Linked DNA regions of Homo sapiens: region 1 is linked to region 2. Evidence: chromatin loops called from intact Hi-C (ENCODE). Cell type or tissue: Caco-2. All regions are shown on one strand. Links, peaks and the distances in the headings refer to the core of each region. The heading gives the core; the rest is flanking DNA.

Region 1 (6,126 bases), core at 636-5,635, 660 kb after region 2:
AAGTCTCTAAAGGACCTGACACAAATATATGCTAGGTATGTCCTGATGCAATAAGCAAAAGAATCACTTTCAGCATCATGGTTAGTTGAATCAGACCCTGATCAGTGAACTGGCTGCAGTCTTCTTCCCTCATCTTAATGTCTGAACATCTGGGGTTTAGCAGAGAGGGGCAACACATAGTGGACACTCAGCAAATAACGTGGAGGCAATTCATGAGCAATGCAATATATTTGGGAGTGCGGCTGGATGGGTCAGATACTGGAGTAAACAGAGGGTGTTCACCTTGCTCCAAGACCTTGGCCAGGTCATTTGTCTTCTTCCCTCATCACGATACTGGACAGGAAAATCTGATCTGCCTTGGAGGCTTGTTAGCAGTTTGCTGCCTGGCAGGTCTCTGGCTCAAGTCTGATTGCCAAGTAGCAAGAATAAAGCAACTTCCTGAAAGCATGCTGGGGACGATAATGACCGTCATATGAGATTTGAGGTTGGGGAGAGTGTCGTAGGGAGCAGCCATCACTGTCCTGTACAGGAGGACTAAGCTAAACACTAATATTAGAATTTTTTTAAAGAAAGCGATTAAACAAAGATAATTGTCTGTTGTGTCAAGGTAAGCTTCCTAGGGCACTTTTCTTTAAGAAGGTTAATTATCTTCATAGATAGCTAGAATATTAGGGTTATTAAGGAGGGGGGAAAGATTGTTGATGTTTAATCTGTAGTTCTTCATGGCATGCTAACGAATTGAAAAATATAAAGCTGATTGGTCCAAAGGCTTGGCTTGGAAAGCTCACTGTGGAATAACAGAGAGTGAATTGGCCAGCCTCCGAATTATTGCCATGCAAATGTCAAGTAGCCAATGCTTCCTGTTTTAGTAGAGGCAGTGTCCGAGAAGCAGGTAGAGGCTTGAGGGTGCAATGATGGTGATTTTGGGGGAGTCACTGAAAGCTGCAGATGGCACTGTTGAGAGTGTAGCCCATGCCCACATCCTCACCCACCTGCAGGACTAATTTTGTCTTTGTTTTTGCTGCCAGTGGAGTCTTTCAGCTAAAAGTTTCCCTTGCATAAAGCGTGATGTTTTAGAAGTATGGAAAGCATCTTTATATATTTGGATTAGTAGTACCCACTTTGCAAGAAATGCTGTTTACCTCTGGTTATGGGAATTGAACGTAATGGAGAAATTAGAAGTGAGTAAAGCCTCTTTACAGCTTTACTGAAGCTGGGCCTTGGGCCTTTGGGAAAAGTTTGCTGCTGTTCTGAAAACAATCACTCCCTCCCACCACGTGGAGGCCCACTGCAGCTCTTGCAGTCACTGGCAGTCCGGAGCTTCAGCTTGTCCCTGCCCCTAGTACCTCTTCCAGCAGTGGCTGGTCGCCGCCTCACTCAGCTGTTATCCTGCCTCATGGGTTTTCCTGGCTGGCAGCTGCAGGTCACTGCTAAGTCTCAGAATGTCTCAATTTCTGCACCACCCTGTTGTACCCACTTGTGTTGGTGCTCCCCTCAAGAGAGAAACAGGGCAACACAGAGGAAGTTTGTAGGCAAGAGCAGTTTCATGAGTGAGCAGATCATGCAACTGATCAGAGCCCTGCGCTCAGAAGGCCCCGCTCTTGAAATACTCTTTGGCTCCAGGAAGACTTCTCAGACTAGATACCTCCTCTGCTGGTTCCTACTGCAGTGTTTCAACTCCATAAAGCACAAATTACATTGTAATGTTTTTATCTGCTTGCTTGTCTATCTTGTTTATTTCAGAACAGGAAACAAATTTTATTCATTTCTGTGTCCTTGGCACCTAGCACAATATTCAACATGTACTACGTGCTCATTAAATATCTGGGGAATGACAACAGAGGTCCGTAATTGGTTGGTGGCACTGGAGCTGGAATCAAAAAGTCTCCCATCTCTCCACCTTGGGCTTGGACAACTGCATTTGAAAATGGGTTTTCAAATGACAGCTTTTATGGGGATCTTCTTCTTTTCTGTCTCACTCGAAGTGGGTTTGTAAACTAGCAAAATTGCACCTGCCACTAAATTCTTCCTTGAAAGTCAAATTGGGTTCAGGTGAGCTCTGCATTTCTAGCTGAACAGGTACTGCCACAGGGTGATGAGGACTCAGCAAGACCAAAAGAGGTTTAGTGTGAACTCTGCTGGGTTCGCCACTGGTGCATCAGTTGCAAGCAACAGAACCGGACAAAGAAGAAAGCACAAGGAACAGTCCAGTTCTGGAAGGCTGGAAACGGAAAGGAGGTTATGGAATATAGAGAATGGTCATTCTTCTCTTCCTCCACATTTCTTGATTTCTGCTTCATTTCTCTTATTTGATAGCTATGTGACCCAGGGCAGGTCACTTAACCTTGATGAAACTCATCAATAAAATGAGATAATAACGTCTCTATTGCCCACCTCATGGTGTCTTAATAGGATCAAATTTGAAAGTGCTTGTAAAAATGCTTTGTAAAGTTATAAGATATGATGCTCATATAAAGATCTGTTATTACAAAATATACTTACCCATGTGGCTTTCTATGAGACTCCTTTACTAAATTTTAACCAGGCTTGGATATCCCAACTGAACTTTACTATTTAGTGTAAAAATTGAGATTTTGGCAGTTAGGAAAACCCAGAAGTGCCTTTATTGACCTTCAAATATGAGTTCTAGGATGGCCTTATTGTTGTCTCTGGGTAGGACAAAATTATCAACTTTGGTCCTTGCACCTTACAGAAGTTGTCTACTGCTTTTCCCCCCACAAACTCTACTTCAAATTCAAAACACATTTTTATGATGTTTTATTCTATTCCAAACATAATGGACAGTGTAAATCTTGTTTGAAGGCTCATGAAAAAAACCAGACACCAACACAAATAATTATAACCCAAGGTAGAATATAAGAGAAATTACAACAATGGCTTTTGACAGCTTGGAAGAGGAGAGATGACATCTAACTAGGGGACTGAGGAGTGATTCATGAAGTCTAATCTCTGGGTCCTGTGATTTTGGGACTCAATCTTTTTGATAAGGCAAAAGCCCTCCCCAATTCTCCAGAAACTTGTGGACCAGTGTAGAGAACATTCCTTCAGCAATCTTTCTTTCTCAGAGCCTGGAAATAACACTCTCAGATTCTCAGTCTTTTCTTCCTTGTGAGGCCCAGAGCTCTGCGCAGCTCATGTTTGAGATGATTGGCCTCCTAGAATCTTGCAGGGTAGCCCCTAGGCAAGCCTCTTAGATTCTGTTTTCTTATCTGCCAAATGCATGTAATAATATTTACTCCAAAGGAATGTAGTAACATTTAATTGATGTTTGCAAAACCTTCTGAGATCTACAGATGAAAGACCTTGGAGACAAACACAACATGATCATTAAAGAAGACTTAATCCCTTCATCAGCCTTTAGAAGTTCTCTGTTTGCTCAATCTGTACCTTCTTTGAGGGATCACTGTACCTCATTTCCAGATGCAAAAAATTCTTATGGAAAGAGACAAGTGGTCCTTGATTTTCTGGTCACCCTCTGGGATGTTCTCTGTTCAACATTATCCCTAGACTGACACACTCTCTCTCCTGGATTTTTTTTCCCATTTTGCAAGCAATGGCTTGTCTTCCTCACACCTGGTCAATGCTCACCCTGATCTCACTCAGGAGACTTCTGTGAGTGAGAAGACACTGACCCATTAGTAGTAAGTTTGTTGATTTCAAAGACTCACAAATTCCTGCTCTTTGAGCTACAAAGAAAACATCATGCTCATCTTGGATGTTAGTGACAGCTTTTTACTCCCTTGAAAAACTTATCTCCCCTTTCTGGAATATGATATTTTTTATCTCTTCATTCTAAAAATATGATGAATATTCTTGGTCTCTGACTCCCTGGTGGGAAGAGTGAAGCCCCGTCATAGATTGGTCATTTCCTTTGGCTTTATCATTGATTTTCCTTCTTTTCTATTCTTAGATTTTTCAACTATAAAATAGGATAATGATCATTGAACTATTTTTCTCAAAAGGTTGTCCTGAGGAGTTAATGAGAACATGTAAAGAAAATCACTTTGCAAACTCTAAATGATGTATAGACACAGCTGTGAGGTCTGATCCGTAATGCAGACGTCAATGGATACAGCCAATGCTCATAGACACAGATTTGTAGTGAAAGTAAAGTCATAAAGATCAGTGTCCCTGTTTCCAAGTTTGCTGAAATATTCTCATCTACAAACTCTTGTCTGTTGACCATCTGACCTCTGAACATCTGCAATAATGGGGAACTCACCAGCTACTGACAGAGTCTGTTTCATATCTGGAAACATCTCACTGTTAAAAAATCCTCCCTTTGGCTGAGATGACATCAGTTTCCCAGCAGCTTCCAGAACTGATTTGTAATTCTTGTTCTTGATTCTACACCAAAAAGTTATGAAAACCCCCTTCCCTATAATAGTCCTTCAGATTTGCAAAATAAAGGATTATGTCTTTGCTGGGTTTTCTTATGACTGATTAAAACTCCCCAGTTTTAAAATATTTTCTCATGGAGCTTTGTTTCTCGGCCTTTCACCATTACAAAGGTAGGATTGGTGATTTGCCCAACAAATGGGGGAGGCAGAGGCTCCCGGACCACAGTAGAGCAGATGGGAATGGTTGGATCCCTATGTACTCAAGGTTACAAGGATCAGGATGGAAAGGACATTTTTATCAAATAGTGCCAGCCAGCCCCATACCCAGCATTGTCAGTGCCTCACACACAGTTGGAGCTAAATGAATAAATACTGCCAGTGAATAAATGCAATGAGAGCTTTGTTATCTATAAGAGGCATCTATTTTATTCCTCCAGAACACTGTAATTTTGGAGTGTCTTTCTATAATTTTTCTGCTACTATATCACTATGGAGGACAAATTTTACTTTCTTCTTAAACACTGAGATGTATTGAATTCCACTGAAGTTTTTCCTTTGAGTCTCAGATTTTAGGTGCACATGAGAAAATGAGATATGAGGGAGAACAGGAAAGTGGGTGAGATAGGGTGTCACCTAAAATTTCTCCTGCTATTTGCAGCTATTTCCCATACTCAGTCTTATGTTGACAAAGCTTTGAGCTCATAACAAAAATGAGTTTCCAAAGCATTAAAAGGGGGTGGGGCATGAGTCACAGATCCCAGGGGGAGACATTGGATGTCAGTCAGTCCAATCCGGCACCTGATAATTGATCTCCTTTACAACACCGGATTCAGATTTGGTTAATATTTACTGAGCAGCTACAGTGTACTAGGCACTCTGTAAGATGCTTTTACATAAAACCTCTCATTTTGTCCTCCCTTCTCTGCAGTGAGAAAGGTATTAGAGTCCCCTGGCGTCAAGAAAGAGAGATTTGACACCAGCAACACTGACCTGCTGCTAGTATACTCCCGATCTTCTAAGGAGATGTTTCATTCATTAAATCAAGAGAAGTCTATGAAGCCTTCAGCAATGATTCCTAAACTGTATTCTTTCAGGTCTGTGGAGTTTGTAAGAGCTCCATATATGCGCTCAAGGTTGTCTAGAGACTGCAAAAAATAGACATATTTTACTCATATATACTTGTTTTCTCAAGTGTATTGCGGATACTGTTGTGATAAATCAAATACAATTTTTAAAACTATGTCACTAAAACCACAGTTTTTGTCACCATATATTTTATCAATCATTAGAATTTTTAATTAACATACTTTATTTTTTGAGCAATTTTAGTTTTACAGAAAAATTGAGCAGAAAGTATAGATTTCTCATACACTTCCTTGTCCTACCTCTCTCCCCAGCCTCCCCTATTATTAACTTTTTGGATTAATGTGGTATATTTGTTACAGTTGATGAGTCAATATTGTTGCAGTGTTATTAATTCAAGTCTATAGTTTACATTATGGTTTACTCTTTGTGTTGAATATTCTACAGGTTTTGATAAATGTGTAATGACATGTACCCACCATTATAGCATCCACTATTATAGACACAGAATAGTTTCACTGCCTTAAAAGTCCCCTGTACTCCACCAATTTATCCCTTCCTCTCTCCCCTGAACACCTGATATTTTTAGTGCTTTCATAGTTTTGCCTTTTCCAGAATGTAATATAGACAGTATCATGCAGAATGTAGCATTTTCAGATTGGCTTTAAAAAAATTAGTGGTA
Region 2 (6,126 bases), core at 613-5,612:
ATAAATTACCCAGTCTCAGTTATTCTGCTATAGCAGCACAAAATGGATGAAAACAATATGTGACTAATAAAAGATTTTGTCCATACAGTACCTGCCTCCATGGGAGATACGAATTTAGAATATAGAACAAAAAGGGGAAAATAAAAATTATAATTAGCCTAAATTAAAATTGTGATATATAAAGACTGAAAATAAATTTGCAGATTCACATAAAACTTCATAATTTCTATATTCTCATATGAATCTTATAATAACTAAAAGCTAAATGAGACAATTATCATCTTCCCAACACATGAGTTAACATAGGAATGACCTTGTACATGACTTGAGAAGTAGGTAGCAGAGTTGCAACTCAGCCCAGTCCAGTGATCTTTGAGCTGGACCATACCATATTACCTGCATAAATGGAACTGGCCCCAAAGATGGTGCTATTCTCCCCTGACACTACTTCCTTAGGAAGCCAATTCATCTTACTCGGGATTCTGTTTTACCGTTTAGTAGCAAAGTATCCATAATACATTGTTAAGAGGATTTCAAGGGTCATAGGACGTGTAGAAAATTTAGAAAGTAGCCATTCCAAACTCTTCATTTACAGACTCTATAACAAAGGGTAAGAGAGAGGCAATTCATTGATTAAGATGTCATAGCAAGCTGTCAGGAGAGATGAGACCTGAGAGCCTTTGGGCTCTCAGTGTAGCACTCTCTCAAGATGCACAGAGCTATCTCCCAGGTGCCCTACCTCAAGTATCAGTTTCTTCCCACTAGTAGGCGCTGTTGCCTGATTGTGAGGAATTTCTCCTTCTACCTAACAGTAGATTTTCATTGTAATTAGGAGTATTGCGTGGGACACTAAGTCTACAACATGGCTTCTGTATGACTCCAGAACAAGGTGAACTCCATTACAATTGCAACCAGTAGAGTCATGCCATTTCTCTCTGAAACACTGTGGTGTTTTGGATTTGTACATCTCAATGTTCTGGAAACCAAAGGAATGGCAGTAGGACATGGGGTACTGAGTGGGTTCTGCAGAGCTGTGTTGAGGCAAAAAAAAGTCAAGGCTCTGGTCCCTGTTTGACCATAGCTGGTATAAAATGATTGCTTTATACGTTGGTATTATCTAGAACATTCATTTAACAGAAACTTTCCAGTTTGGCTTTGTTACTTCTTCGTCTTATTATTATTATTACTTTGAGACAGAGTTTTGCTCTTGTTGCCCAAGCTGGAGTGCAACGGCACAATCTTGGCTCACAGCAACCTCTGCCTCCCGGGTTCAAGTGATTCTCCTGCCTCAGCCTCCCGAGTAGCTGGGATTACAGGCGCACGTCACCATGCCCAGCTAATTTTTTGTATTTTTAGTAGAAACGGGGTTTCACTATGTTAGCCAGGCTGATCTCAAACTCCTGACCTTGTGATCCACCTGCCTCAGCCTCCCAAAGTGCTGGGATTACAGGTGTGAGCCGCTGTGCCCGGCCTGTTGTTTATTATTTTTTTTAAACACCACAGACTACTCAAGTAGTGGTAAATCTGTGGATAGAAGAATTGAGTTTTGATTCAAGCTGCACCACATGTATGAACTGTGACTTTGAGTAAGCTATTTTACCCATTTGAGCCATAGGTGGAAGAGAAATAGTAATCTCAGCCCTAGGTACCTCAAAGTATTACTGACAGGATACAAACATACATTCATATATATATGTATGTATGTGTATATATGTATGTGTGTGTGTGTATATACATGTGTGTGTATCCTGCCAGTAAAATAAGTATACACACATACAAATAAAATGCAAAGAATTCCTCTAAAATAAACTGCTGTAAAATAAATTTTCTTATGAATATCTATAAAAATCACCAGTACGATGGAGCAGATGTACTTATATATCTGGGGCTTCCATCAGCAATGACATTCTAAAAAATTTCCATGCAAAATCCACAAGGTAGAATGCAAGACTGATTTGAGTACACTGACTTTTAAGATATGAGTACCTCACAAATACTGGCAATGCCATTTAGATTCTCAGTGGAGTGGGCAGATGGGGCCACAAATACTTGACACCCGATGTTACACTGGAGCTCAGAGGGAGACCCATGAGGCAGGACCTAAGGCCATTTCCATTCTTGTATCTCTGAAGAATTCTCATTGCTAAACTGTAGTCTGCATCTGATTCCATCTCCAGCATTCGCATAGCAACACTAAGCTGTCTGAGCGCTGAAGTGACGTCTAGGGAACAGTTATTAATACACATATGTGTGCACACAGTATGTGGAAATATGCAAGATTGAAAGTGATTAGTGTATTACTTTTAGGTAATACTTCCCACTGGGACTATGCTCCTGGAAAAATTCCTCTCTCTCTCTCCATAGAAGCTTGCACAGTCATCTGCTATCACTTACCAGAATGTTTGGGATAAAAATGGTGTCAATTTTAAGGAAACATGCTTCTCAAATTTCTTTGTTAACATTTGAATAAAACATTAGAAGGTTCTTACTTTTCTCCTCTCGTTTTTCATTCAGAGAATAAGCCCCTTCAGAATCTTACTTTGTGTGAGAGAGAAAATAGTCATCCTTCTTTGCTACCTCCAGACTAGCAGAATCACTGGGTTTTAAAGTAGAAAAGTTAAAATTCCATTCTAATAAAATCCACTGGCTCTCATTACTTCTCAGTTGCATGGCAATGCTTTATAATAAGAACACAGCAAGAAATCATATTTCTACCTGTAAGAGCTTATAGACCTGTGAGATCATCAGAGAGAGCCACAGAAGAAAGGCATGGAAAGCATTATAGGAAGGATTTGGTTGGGAATGAAGGTACACTTTCTGGACCAATGAAAGTTTTGCGAAATGGAACATTGCCTAGGAAGCCATGTACCTGAGCTGGCCACATTTTCTCTCTGTGACTCCCTTTTATAAAATAAATACACCGAATCAAGTGTTTTTCTAAGGACCGTCCTAGTCTTCAGTTTTTATTATGAGATAAATTTTATAGGATAAACACACAAACTAAATTTTGATGAAGGCAGATTGAGGGTAAGGAAAATCCACTCTGTGGTGGTTTCTGGGCAGCCCTTCAAGACTTCAAACTTATTGACACATTATAAAAGTTACAAAATGAAACAAATGAGAAAACTGGGCAATAGGTAATGTTTTATTTATGCCAGTAGAGTATTTCTGGGTGATTCCTCTTGTACTAATGTAGTTTCCATACTTAGATTATCACATTTAGTAAACATATATCCAAATCCCTAATAACTAGTGAGATAAGTCAAGAGCTTTCCCTTACTAAGGCTTATAGGGAGCTCCCAGAAACCATGTAAGTCCACAGAAACTGCATAAAAATGGATACGCTCAGTAACGGTTTCTTGCATCAGCTATGTGATTTTATTTGAAGTTCTGTCTTGGGCAAGAGATACCACACAGGGAGAGTGCAAAGTTGAAGGTCTTCAGCAAAAATTTGGACTGTAAACACAGCTTGGCATTATCAGCATTCTGTTAAGTTCAAAGAAGAGATAGTTACAACAAATACAGCTTGCTTTATTTCTGAAACAAAACTGTGCACATATTTGTGGCCATACTACTAATTAACCTGTAGATTGTTCCTTTCATCTATTCAGCGTGTTTTTCTGCCCCCTGTTACAACATGTTGAGGTTACTTTTCCCATATGGACTATATTTAAACAGTTCCCTTATAGGCATTAGAGAGAGAATGGTACAAATGATTAAGGGACTAGAGAAGCCGACTGTACAGAAAGATTAAAGAAACCATATATGTACATATTAGGAAGCTGACAGGTGACTAGGGAGTGCCATAATGATGGTCTATAAATATCTGAAAGGGGTAAACACTGAGGAATAATTTAGCCTGGTGCAAGTGGTACAACTCGGAGTGATGGTGTCTCTTAAAGAAAAGAGAAGATCATTATTAAAGAAAAAAACTTAGATGCGTAAGATGCTATCCATGCGATATGGGAAAAGGGGAACATGCAGGCTAGTTGTAAGTGCAACGGGATGAGAGTCAGAAGACATGGGTCGGCTCTACCATGTATAGCTGTGTAACCTCGGAAAGGGCATTTAACCACCACGGGCCTCAGTTCCCTCTTTTGGAAATTAGAGCGTGGAATAGAATTAGAGGCTTTCAAAGTATGCTCCAAAGAACTCCACAGTTTTGAGGATCCTGCTCTATTGATCCCCACCAACAGAGGAAGGAGAACGAAGGGGAGTGGTGATTGCCTGGAGCCCCTTAGTCTGTTTCATTTCTATCCCATCAGCTTCCTCAGAATAATTTCTGAGGGATTTATCAACTTAAAAAAGTTTGTAAAAAATTTACTGACTTAAAGTTTGAAAGATGTATTAGGGGTCAGCTTTAAATCCATTCCTATTCAAAAGACTTGAGGTAGAAGACTCATTGAGGTTGTTTTCACAAAAGGCTTACTGAGTGGTTAATTATGGGCCAACATAGCAGACAGAGCAGTAAGACAGAAGTGCTGTTGCCCTCATGGAACTCACATTCTAAGTGCAACTCTTAATATAGGATGTCGAAAATTCACAAATGAATACAGGAATGACTTATGTAACTTCCTGTAAGATTGAAAATAATTAACTCAATTTAACATTTACAGAGCACCTATCAATCTTTAATACTTGTGATAGATAATGTAGGGCATAAACATTAAAATAAACAGATATCAAGTGCTTACTAGACATCAGGCACTGTATGTCAAACCAGGAATATAAAGATGAGTAAGACCTGACACCTGCCTTCCCTAGAACAAATGGACATCTATAATTACCATATAAAATAAATGAAGGCTGTTAGAGAACCACACAGAAATATCTTGAGAGTCATATAAGAAAGCTATTAATTCTTTCTAGAAAATGAGCTCAAATTGGGGGAGGGATGCTGATAAGAAAAAACTTTAGAAAAAAGAAAGGAGACTCAATGAAGGATAGGGAGAACAGTTTACCCTGTTCTCCCTAAAAAGCAGGAAGGGGGAAAGCATTCTAAGTAAAGGAAAAGCCAATTAACAGAGAAAGGAATGAAGTTGTGTGGAACATTCAAAACCAAGAGGGCAGGTAGGAATGGGAGGAAAATCGGACTGGAGTCCTGGGCCCAAGACAGACTAAAAAGGATTTCCTATGTGAGACTAAGAAACAAAATGTGTTTTATAGGCAGGAAGATACCAGTTTCAAGTAAAAAATGGGATGACCATATATACATTTTAGCAAAATCTCTAGCTATAATGTAGAGGAAAAACTGAAGAGGGGAAAGGAGGTTGGGAGGCCAGTTGTTTGGCCATTATAATGTTTCAGGCAAGGGGAGCAATGGGAGTAGAAAATAATGTTTTTGACCTTTTCCTATGCCACCTATCAGGTAGGCATTATCTTCTTCTATCTGCACATTAAGACAAGGAGGCTCAGGATAGTTAAATAACTTGTCCAAGATAGCACAATGAATACATGCAGAGCTAAAATTTGCACCTTAGTTTGCTTGATGTTAAAGAATATGCTCTTTTCATTACACTTGTTTGCAAAAAATGATATCAGCAGTTGGCAGTGCAGTTGCGGGAAGGGGACAGATTCAAAGGTTGTTTCAAAATACACAGTTGAAGAGGACACATTGGATGTGGAGAAAATGAAAGGTAAGAAACAGCTTCCGCATTCCCATTTTGGGCAATTTTGTGGATGATCCCAGAGATCAATATAATAAAGTTCAGATTTTCTACAGCTTCCAGTTAAACTAGGGGTAGTGGAAAAATTCTTACTATGCATCTCTCATTGTGCATGTAAGTGTGTGGATATACACCTTTGTGTACACGTGTGTAAGTAAATGGCTGTGTATATATGTTTGTGAGTATGTATGACTATATGGAAGTGTATGTTTGTGCGTATGGTTATAAGGAGCTTTAGCAGCTGTAAGTAGAATATCAAACTCACCAAAAGAGATTATTGAGAAAGTGTGATAAAGCAAGTCTGACATCATCCAATTTCTACTACAATGCAAATGCCCCTCACAGCCTAAAACGTCATCAAACTCTAAAGAGAAAGAAGACGCATGCCAAACCAGACTGACCAGACCAGATGGCAAACAGATATCTGAGGCTCAATAATCTATGAATCAAATTTAGAGTA

The links. Peaks named below come from ENCODE experiments on the same cell type or tissue, not always from the same donor. Only the 100,000 strongest peaks of a DNase experiment are listed, where the experiment ranks them.
Region 1: a loop joins it to region 2, with 14 times the contacts of the local background. A loop is called at or near these places in 2 of 110 quality-filtered maps.

Annotation. Positions count from the first base shown.
Region 1 is chr3:188,080,352-188,086,477 of GRCh38, reverse strand. No RefSeq gene overlaps it. Among named protein-coding and RNA genes, the nearest start is that of LPP-AS2, 71 kb to the left of the region's middle. In Caco-2, for the core only: no CTCF peak of the experiment used is centred there; a DNase peak (open chromatin) is centred at 3,177.
Region 2 is chr3:188,743,848-188,749,973 of GRCh38, reverse strand. The region is part of intron 8 of LPP (LIM domain containing preferred translocation partner in lipoma); the gene reads right to left. Among named protein-coding and RNA genes, the nearest start is that of MIR28, 58 kb to the right of the region's middle. In Caco-2, for the core only: no CTCF peak of the experiment used is centred there; a DNase peak (open chromatin) is centred at 3,423.